Regions from separate parts of the Homo sapiens genome. Here region 2 is linked to region 1. A link is a loop called in an ENCODE intact Hi-C map of the cell type or tissue named here. Cell type or tissue: CD14-positive monocyte. All regions are shown on one strand. Links, peaks and the distances in the headings refer to the core of each region. The heading gives the core; the rest is flanking DNA. Region 1 overlaps FBXW2 (F-box and WD repeat domain containing 2). Region 2 has its middle 16 kb from the start of MEGF9.

The links. Hi-C counts contacts between places; a loop is a spot of excess contacts. Peaks named below come from ENCODE experiments on the same cell type or tissue, not always from the same donor. Only the 100,000 strongest peaks of a DNase experiment are listed, where the experiment ranks them.
Region 2: it touches region 1 in a loop (1.9-fold over the local background); 3 of 110 quality-filtered maps call a loop at or near these places.

Annotation. Positions count from the first base shown.
Region 1 is chr9:120,780,606-120,785,982 of GRCh38, forward strand. All of the region lies in intron 3 of FBXW2 (F-box and WD repeat domain containing 2), which reads right to left. Among named protein-coding and RNA genes, the nearest start is that of FBXW2, 10 kb to the right of the region's middle. In CD14-positive monocyte, for the core only: no CTCF peak of the experiment used is centred there; a DNase peak (open chromatin) is centred at 3,326; H3K27ac peaks cover 2,484 bases.
Region 2 is chr9:120,727,736-120,733,112 of GRCh38, forward strand. No RefSeq gene overlaps it. Among named protein-coding and RNA genes, the nearest start is that of MEGF9, 16 kb to the left of the region's middle. In CD14-positive monocyte, for the core only: CTCF peaks have their summits at 2,160 and 2,368; a DNase peak (open chromatin) is centred at 2,156; H3K4me3 peaks cover 779 bases; H3K27ac peaks cover 4,463 bases.

The sequences.
Region 1 (5,377 bases), core at 306-5,305:
TTCAGGCATGTTGTGACTGTATTCCTAAGGAGCTAGAGTAGGAAAGGAAATCATTTTAGGTCCTTTATGAGCTTGGTTTTGGTTACCAGTGTTCAACTGGGGTCTCATTCATTCATTCAACATATATTTATAGAACTTCTGTGTCAGGCAGGATTCTTGTTCTCATGGCACTCAGTCTACTTGGGAAGACAAAAAGGCTAAACAAGCAATAATAATTCAGTATAGTAGCTGGCAGGCACTACAAAAGCCCATAGCAAATACAAGGAGAGGACAAGAAGAGAAAACATCTCAGACGAGGCTCCACTGAATTTATGACCATGCTCTATAACACGTGCCTTAGGAACTGGCATGATTGGTTCTTCAACTACACTCCTCTTTTGTTTTTAAGCTGGGCTTTGGTATAGGACTGTTTCAAGAAAGAATATCATGGCAAAAAAAAAAAAACCTTTAAGTTTTAACTAATTTAAACCTAAGGATGAATAAGTTAGCCAGGCCAAAACAAAACAAAAGGAATAGTATATACCAAAACTTTTTCTGTAAAGGGCCTGATAGTAAGTATTTTAGACGTTGACCTATTGAGTTGCAATTACTCTCTTCTGCTGGATTTGGCCCACAGTCCACAGTTTGCCAATCCCTGGTATATACCTATTAAAGCAACTATTAAATATCTCTATATGCAACACAAAAATTATTGAAAAGGAACTGGGATCAAGTCATAAAGAACTATTTGGAATCATTCAAAAAACCGTCTAGGAGTTATTTACAATGCTTGTCAAAAGCACTGCCTAAAACATGAACACTGATTATGAAAACAGTTCAGTCTGACTGCGAAATAGTGGCAAGGTTTGGCTGCAGAACTGGGTTAGGAGGTTGTTTAACTATGACCTTATTTGCATATCAGAAAGATCACTATGGCTATATCATGGAAAAAGGTTTGAAGGGGGGAAAACTAGAGGCAAGAAGGCAGTTAAAAACCAGGGGAGAGGACAAACAAAATGTGACACATACATGGAATATATTTTATATACATACACACACACACACACACACACACACACACACACACACACATACACACACACACATATATACATACATGGAATGGAGTTATTCAGCCTTAAAAAGGAATAAAATTGGCCGGGTGTGGTGGCTCACACCTGTAATCCCAACACTTTGGGAGGCCGAGGCGGGAGGATCACCTGAGGTCAGGAGTTTGAGACCTGCCTTACCAACGTGGAGAAATCCCATCTCTAATAAAAATACAAAAATTAGCCAGGCGTGGTGGCGCACGCCTGTAATCCCAGCTACTTGGGAGGCTAAGACAGAAGAATTGCTTGAACCCGGGAGGCGGAGGTTGCGGTGAGCCAAGATGGCGCCACTGCACTCCAGCCTGGGCAACAAGTGCAAAACTCCGTCTCAAAAAAAAAAAAAAAAGAATAAAATTCTGAGATGTTATGATATGGAAGAACCTTGAAGACATCATGCTAAGTGAACTAAGCCAGCCACAAAAGAACAAATACTGTATGATTCCACTTATATTAGGTTCCTAGAGTAGTCAAATTCATAGAAAGTAGAATGGTGGGCCAGGCATGGTGGCTCATGCCTGTAATCCCAGAACTTTGGGAGGCCGAGGCTGGTTCACCTGAGGTCAGGAGTTTGAGACCAGCCTGGCCAACACGTTGAAACCCCGTCTGTACTAAAAATACAAAAATTAGCCAGACACGGTGGCGCATGCCTGTAATCCCAGCTACTCGGGAGGCTGAGGCAGGATAATCGCTTGAACCTGGGAGGTGAGGTTGCAGTGAGCCAAAATTGAGCCACTGCACTCCAGCCTGGGCACCAAATTGAGACTCTGTCTCAAAAAAAAAAATAAAACAAGCAAGCAAGCAGAATGGTTGTTTTGCCACAGGCTGTGGGGGAAGGGGCATGGGCAATGTTTAACTGACAGGGTTTAGGCTGGACATGGTGGCTCATGCCTGTAATCCCAACACTTCAGGAAGCTGAGGCAAGAAGAGTGCTTAAGCCCAGGAGTTAGAGATCATCCTGGGAAACATGGTGAGACCCCATCTCCATAAAAAATACAAAAATTAGCTGGGCATGGTGGCACACACACGTAGTCCCAGCTACTTGGGAGGCCAAAGTGGAAGAATCGCTTGAGTCCAGGAGGTAGAAGTTACAGTGAGCCAAGATCATGTCACTGTACTCCAACCACTCCAACCTGGGCTACAGAGTGAGACCTTATCTCAAAAGAAAACCCCCCCAAAAACAAACAAAAAAATTGGATACAGTTTAACTATATAGTGTATTATATACTGTTTATACAGTTAACACTGTATAGTGTTTAACTGATACCATTTTAGTTTGGGAAGATGTAAAGTTCTGGAAATGGATAGTGGTGATGACTGCACAACAACGTAATGTACTTAATGGCACTCAACTGTATGCTTTAAAATGATTAAAATGGTAAATTTTATGTTATGTATGTTTTCGCACAATTTGCAAAAAAAAAGGTTATCCAAACTAATTATTTAAACTAGTTTTTATAGGAAAACATTGTGCCAGTTTTACACCCTAAAAAAAAATAATAATAATCAGGTTGAGTCGAGTTCCATTTATAGTGATGCAAGTCTACTCCTGAGAATCCTTTAGGAATCACTGTTCTCTGCTCCTTTCTGGCTTTATGTCAGCCTCCCCTCTGGACTCCCATTTGCTGCACTGGCTAACCCAACATGTTTTCAAAGAGGTCACCAGTGATGCAGCATAGAGGTGAAAGAGGACTAAAGAAATGTGGACTCTCACACTGCACGAAAGAAAAAAATCCCTCCCCATTCAGTATCTTAAAAATCTTAATAATACTTTAAAAAAAATCAGACTATTGCACAGAACTCTAGATTTCAGGCTTCTCTTGAAGTCAGATCTAACAACTCTGACCCTGAATCCCACCCACATGGCAATAATTTATTACAATGGAGCACCAGCTGCACTCTTTAGAAAGGCAAGTGTTCTTGATTTGCTATAGTCCACACAGAGACTTTTACCTCAGTCAGGTCATCTTCCTGGTCCCAGTGTGTATGTTCCACAAGAAAAAACTGCTCTAATTCATCCGTGTATGCCCTCACATTGTTTTTCAAACAGTAGGCATCCCATAAGTAAATATCTACTGAACAGCACAAAGCATAATAGATTCCTTTCTTACCATTTCAGAAATAAATTGCGAAAGAGAAAGATAACTACCTCAATGTCATTAGCCATTAATCTCTTCAATAAAACTGTCTATTGCTTACTCAAGGCACTAATGTGAGAGTCACTAAGTTTATTGCCAAATTCAGGGTTTCCCAATTCCACCACAATGAGAATTCAATCTCTTAAGTAACAAGATGACACAAACACATGTACAATTCTGTCACAAATACCTCTCTTCACAGTTCCAGGGATGCTGCTGTTAGAAAAATTAAACTAATACTTTGGATCATTTTCAACCACTGCACAGCGTAATTTTAAATATGCAAACCTGATGAATTTAATCAGAATAAAAATCACATTAACATACAGACCCACCAAGAGAATAATCTTAAAATGTAGAATTGTAGATATTAACTTTCCAGGTAGTTAGAGAATTCAGTGAATATTTCCCATTTACTTCCACTCCAAGTAACTGCAGTTTTTACTACATTTCAAAAATAAGGTTTGATGAGAGAAGAAAAAAACTTTTTAAAGCAAGAGGACCTAGGCATAGTGGCTCACACCAGTAATCCTAGCATTTTGGGAGGCTGAGACGGGCGGAGTGCTTGAGCCCAGGAGTTCGAGACCAGCCTGGGCAACATGGTGAAATCCTGTCTCTACAAAAAATACAAAAAGGATCCAGGCATAGGGTTGCTCGCTTGTAGTCCCAGCTAAACCCGGGAGGCTGACATGGGAGGATCACCTGAGCCCAGGAGGTGGAGGTTGAAGAAAGCCAAGATCACATCATTGCACTCCAGGATGGAGCTACCCAGTGAGAGGTTGTCTCCAAAAAAGAAAAAAAAAAAATGCGGCTGGGTGCAGTGCCTCACACCTGTAATCCCAGCACTTTGGGAGGCCGAGGCAGGCAGATCATCTGAGATCAGGAGTTTGAGACCAGCCTGACCAACATGGTGAAACCCCTTCTCTACTAAAAATACAAAAATTAGCCGGGCTGTGGTGGCGCGTGCCTGTAATGCCAGCTACTGAGGAAGCTGAGGCGAGAGAATCGCTTGAACCCAGGAGGAGGAGGTTGCAGTGAGCCGAGACTGCGCCACTGCACTCTAGCCCGGGTGACAGAGGAGCTCCTGTTTCAAAAAAAAAAAAAAAAATGCTACAGGTGGTTGTGAAAAAATGGTCAACTGCCAGTAGGAGCTCCAAGCTCCAAGATGATACTGCATCTTAATATTTTTTTTTTTTTTGAGACAGGGTTTTGCTGTGTTGCCCAGGCTGGAGTGCAGTGGCACAATCTTAGCTCACTGCAACCTCCACCTCCTGGGCTCAAGCGATCCTCTCACCTCAGTCTCCCAAGTAGTTGGGACCACAGGTGTGAGCCAGCACACCCAGCTGTTTTTTTATTTTTTTGTAGAGATGGGATTTTGCTATGTTGCCCAGGCTGGTCTCAAAACTCCTGGGCTCACATAATCTGCCTGCCTTGGCCTCCCAAAGTGTTGGGACTACAGGCATGAGCCCCCTCATTTGGTCAACTGCATCTTAATCTTTTAAAATCATGAGGCAAAAGAGACATGGAAAAGCCATCACCACAACAGAGAAAGTACATCAAAGCCTAGAAGAACTGGTGATGTTGTTCTAGTAATCAGGCTTGTAACACAAGGAAAATAAAGTGTGAAATAACTTCAGGATGACAAACCAAACCATGAAATGCTTTAAATCAAATGTTTATTTTCCAAAACCAGCAGAGTGTCTAGCATTTCAGAGAAAATATCACCACATAATACATACCCTTAATGAATAAAGAAATGCATTGTAAAACGGTCTTGAGAAATGATACATCTCAACATTAAAAATATTTAAATTGAGTCTGGTGAGACTCCTGAGGGAGAAGCAAGTTACTTAACACTATATTGGTATGGCATCAATTCAATCTATCTGGAAAGGGCACTAAGAAGAGCTATAAAATTGGGCCGGGCACGGTGGCTCACGCCTGTAATCCCAACACTTTGGAGGGTGGATCACCTGAGGTCAGGAGTTTGAGACCAGCCTGGGCAACAAGGTGAAACTCCGCCTCTACTAAAAATACAAAAAAAATTAGCCGGGTGTGGTGGCGCACACCTGTAATCCCAGCTACTCGGGAGGCTGAGGCAGGAGACTCGAACCCTGGAGGCAGAGGTTGCAGTGAGCCGAGATTGCACCACTG
Region 2 (5,377 bases), core at 262-5,261, 53 kb before region 1:
GTAGGAACTGATGGGAGGTCACGTAAATGACATGAAAGTATTTTGCAAACTATAAAGTGCTGTCCCCAAGCAGATTATCATCACTACTATTATAATAAATAACTGCCTTTCCTCCCTGTGAAAAATGAAGGCTTCTCAGCAGTATCTCTGGGTTATTGGCCTTGGAAAAAAGTGGCTGCTTGGAGGGCCTGCCCAGACAGAGGGAATCTCGGGAAAGGATGGGCTGACGTGAATCTGACCCTGAGTTGGGAAGCAGCAGATGTGGGCTCTGGTCCCAGCTCTGCACCTAACTTATTATGTGGTCTTGGGTGGGTTACCTCCCCACCCTGTCTTTAGTTTCCCCATTGCTAAGATAGAAGGAGGAAAGAGTGGGGATTTTTTTTTTTCCAGACGGAGTCTCACTCTGTCACCCAGGCTGGAGTGCGGTGGTGCGATCACGGCCCACTGCAACCTCTGCCTCCCGGGTTCAAGCAAATCTCCTGCCTCAGCCTCCTGAGTAGCTGGGACTACAGGCACATGCTACCATGACCAGCTAATTTTTGTATTGTTTTTAGTAGAGATGGGGTTTTGCCATGTTGGCCAGGCTGGTCTTGAACTCCTGACCTCATGTGATCTGACTGCCTTGGCCTCTCAAAGTGCTGTGATTACAGGTGGCTCACACCTGTAAGATAATCAATTAACAAATAAAAGAGTGGGGATTCTAAGGCCTTTTTCAGCCTTCACATTTTGAACAATCGCTGCTACTGTTGGTGTTCCACTTCTCCGAGCTGGACAGTGACCGAAAAAGAATGTCACCTTGGGGCCCTTTACCAAAACAAAGGCTTGCTGGCAACCTCGGATGGCAGTGGCACCTTCCAGAAAGCAGGACCCATGCTGGATGGGAAGCCCATGGCTTATGTCCCCTGAGTCCACAGATCTCCAGTTCAGACGCTTCTCATCACTCCTGTCCCTGCCAGGACACTCACTGGTTTCAAGCTCCTTGAACCAGGCCCATTCCTGTCCCTTTTAATGTTCCAGTGGGAGTCTGAGTAATGACAGCATTCTGGATACCATCCTTTCCAGGATGTGGCCAGAAGACGCAGATGGAGTTTACATCCTAAGGGGTCCCGTTTTGATTTTTCTGTGAGCCAAAAACCCCAGGGCTTTCTCACATGCGCTGCTCCAGGCTCCATCTTTTGCCATTGAGGGTTTTGTATTCACTGTCCTGGAATTAAAAGTGTTCTCAAGGGATGCAGCATTGAGTCTTTCTCCTCATGTCTCAGGATCTTCATCATGAGAATACAATCATAAGCCTGCAAGAGATCCCCTTACATCAAAGTCATTCAATCCAAACCCTTCTCGCTGACACAGAACTCCGTAAACTGTAAAGCACTGTTGTACATTATTAATTCACATATTATTCCTTCTGTACCTTATAAAAGTCCTAGTTTGGGCAGGGCTAGGATTACCAGATAAAATGCAAGATGTCCAGTTAAATTTAAAATTCAAATTTAACTAGGCATCTTGTGATTTGATCCATTAAATCTAGCAGCCCTTGATGGGATCAACAGTCCCATTTTGCAGAACTGAAGCTCAAAGGGATGAAAGGATTTTACCCAAACTGCTTGAGAGCAGGGACTATGTCTGACTTTTTAAAAATATTTTTTTCAAACATGAGAAGTATATTCCCTTAAAGCCAGTGTATCAGTCCATTTAGCAGTGATCTAAAAGATTTATGCTTTGTGAAAAGCCTATTCATCTATGAATAGAGAATCTATGCCCTGTGTCTGTGTAGGTGTATATGTTGCACAGAACATTAAAAAGTTAATAAATTCATTTTTAATCCCCAGTTCCCAAGTTGGGGTTAGCTCAGAGAAGATGCTTGAGAAATGTTTACTCAACTATTGGGCTTTCTGAATCTTTCATTCCTACAAGAACCCTACAGAATGAAAAAGAAATTGCTGGCTCAGGACAAAGAATGGCCCCAGAATGCAGTGTCAGGCTTCCCTGATCTTCCTACATGGCTGTGCCAAAGATGAGTTGAGTTTCAGGAAAGTGCAGTGAAACTATCAGCAGTGAAACTATCACATCATGAAATAGTCATGGGCCTCACGAAAAGGCTTCTTGTCATTACACTTCCTTCCTGCTCCAGGTTTAAGACCACAGGGAGGCTTCCCTAAGGCTGCCAAATACAGCGAGGTCTTGGCATAAATGTTGCCCAAGGAGTCCTTACACCATCAAAGGCAGAGGCACAAAGTCCCTTTCCTGCCCTTTGGATGAGTAGACCTGTTGGGGGCGCTGGTGGGACAGCCCCCAGGTGGCTTCTAGACTTAGCTCATCTCCCTCCTGATGGACAGCTCAGGATCTGTCCACTGACAGATCACATACTTTTTTCAGCTGCCCAGCCAGAGCTGTGAATAAACACAGACTCTCCGAGAAGACTTGAGCTGCCGATGACAGAGGTCAGGGGTCTTGGTTCCATTCCAGGCTGTCAGCTAAGAAAGAGGATCTGCTGAAGAATTGGAGCCTGGGCATGAGCTCTTGCCATGGATGGAACTTTTTTCATGTGTGAGGTTCACCAGTTAATCCTAGAACGTTAGAGTTAGAAGAGATGGCCTTAAAAAGCACCTAGGTCAGGCCACGCATGGTGGCTCACGCCTGTAATCCCAGCACATTGGGAGGCCAAGGCGGGCAGATCACCTGAGGTCAGGAGTTCGAGACCAGCCTGACCAACATGGAGAAACCCCATCTCTACTAAAAATACAAAATTAGCTGGGCGTGGTGGCACATGCCTGTAATCCCAGCTACTTGGAAGGCTGAGGCAGCAGAATCGCTTGAACCCAGGAGGCAGAGGTTGCAGTGAGCCAAGATCGTGCCATTGCACTCCAGCCTGGGCAACAAGAGCGAAACTCCATCTAAAAAAAAAAAAAAAAAAAGCATCTAGGTCTAATCCAAACATTCTTCCAGGAAGACACACCAAGGCTCAGAGCAGGAAAGGACTCATTCAAGCTCACATGATAACTTGGCAGCAGAACCAGGCCTGGAATGCATATTTCTTCTTGGTGCTGCATTCCTGATTCAGAAGAGCAGCTCTCCCTGCTAAGCAAACAGCAGGTGGGCGGATGTGGTCACTAATCAGTGCACTGGCACTGTGGGTCATTGAGCTTTAACCCCAGAGCACCATTAACAGCTTAACCCAGTCTGTCACCCTCTCCTCCCTGGAGGCCCTGCAGTCCTCAGGATTAGAAATAAACTGCTCTCAGCCAAGCCCCTGAAATAGGAGATGAAATGGCCCACAGAGACCATCCAATTTAGTTCCCCCAGTGATGCCGAATCCCCACCCTCTGTGCTGGGAAGCAGTTCCAGTGACCAATGAGCTCAGTGAGCTTGCAGGTGTGTGGGCAGGCTGCACAGAAGCAGAGGGTGGCGAGTGGACCACAGGGGGATGGATGGGCATGGAACTGGTGCAGTTAAGCATCGGCGTTCCCATTCTGTCTCCTGTCAGCTCTGTTCTCAAGTCCTTTTGCTATTACACTAAAGCCCATCTCTGTGAACTTCTGTCTACTGGGTCCAGCTCAGATCCCTGGAGCCCAGGCCACACCCCTTGTGAAGCTGCTAAATTAGGCGGGAACCCTGGTCTGCATGCAGGACTGGCTGCCTGGCTCTGTTCCCTGCCAAGCCAATATCTGTATACCACTTAGGAGAAAAACTCTAAAGCCAAATGAGGAAAAGCAAGGACGGCTCTGCCTGTGATCCTTGGATGGATCCCCTGTATGTGCCAGCACTATTCTCAGCTCTTAGCAGAGAACAGAAAGGCTCTGTTGCTGTTCTCATGGAGTTTATGTTCTGGTTAGGGAGCCAGAGAGTATATGGGTACCTAAATAAATCAGATAATTTCAGAAAATGACAGTGCTAAGAAGAAAACACAGACTAATAATGGGATAGAAAATGACTCCGGGGTGGCATGTCACTTTCACAAGCATGGTCAAGGAAGCCATCTGGGAGAAGGTACACATTGAGCTGAGGCCTGAATGAGAACGAGGAGGCAGGCTGGGGAAGACCAGGGAGACAGAATGGTAAATGCAAAGTCTCATAGACAGACACAAGCTTCGTATGTGTTTGAGAGGGAGAAAAAAGCTGGAATGGGTAGAATATAGCAAATGAGAGAGAGAAAATCTGAAAGGAAGTTTTGGTCTGAGCCACAGTCTAGTGCGCTGAGCTGGGCTAAAGGTTAAATCATGGTGATGATTCCGCTTCCAGAGAAACAGAGCCACAGCAAAGCAGAAATCACAGCATCATCATGGTGCTAACTGTGAAGGCCAGATGCCCACTGGGGCAACTCCACTGTAACTGCAGCTCAGTCAGTTCTCCAATCCAACAGGAAACACCCATCCCAGGTTTGTTTCTAAGCCAGATGACCTCAGGGGGGCTTGTCTGCTGCTCCCCCAAAGCACAGTGTTCTTCTCAAGGAGCCCCCTGGGGCAGAGGCAACTAGAGAAGGAAGCCTACATCTTAAGAGTTTTTGTGAACTATAGAAGGCTAGACCATGAGCTTCACCTCCTTCACGGGCCTCCTTTTCTTGCTTTCAGGAACTGATCTTCTCTTCTCTTCTCTCTCTTCTTTCCTTTTTTAATAAAAACTCTCATGGCGTCCCAGGCTAGAGTACGCAGTGGTGTGATCTCGGATCACTGCAGCCTTCGCCTCCTGGGTTCAAGTGATCCTCCTGCCTCAGCCTCTTGAGTAGCTGGGACTACAGTCTTGTGCCACCACACCTGGCTAATTTTTGTATTTTTAGTAGAGATGGGGTTTCACCATGTTGGCCAGGCTGGTCTTGAACTCCTGACCTCAAGTGATCTGCCTACCTTGGCCACCCAAAGTGCTGGGATTACAGGCGTGAGCCACCGCACCCGGCCTTGCTTTCAGGATCTTCATGGGGTCTCTTCACCTCCTTCCCCAACCAGGCCTGTTCTCAGAGTCAGCTTTGGTAAAATAGTTCACTCTGGGATATAAATGGTACTGTACCCTCTCCCAGGAGTCCTGTATTTTATCAAGAGTCAAAGTCCTGGCTGGGTGCAGTGGCTCCCGCCTGTAATCCCAACACTTTGGGAGGTCGAGGCCAGTAGATCACTTGAGGTCAGGAGGTCAAGACCAACCTAGCCAATACGGTAAAACCCTTTCTCTACTAAAAATACAAAGATTAGCTGGGCATGGTGGTGCGCACCTGTAGTCCCAGCTACTCAGGAGGTTGAGGCACTAGAATTGCTTGAACCCAGGAGGCGGAGGTTGCAGTGAGCCAAGATGGCGCCACTGCACTCCAGCCTGGGTGACAGAGTGAAACTGTATAAAAAAAAAAAAGGAATCAAATTCCTAAGCCAAATAAATGCATCTATAGTTGTGT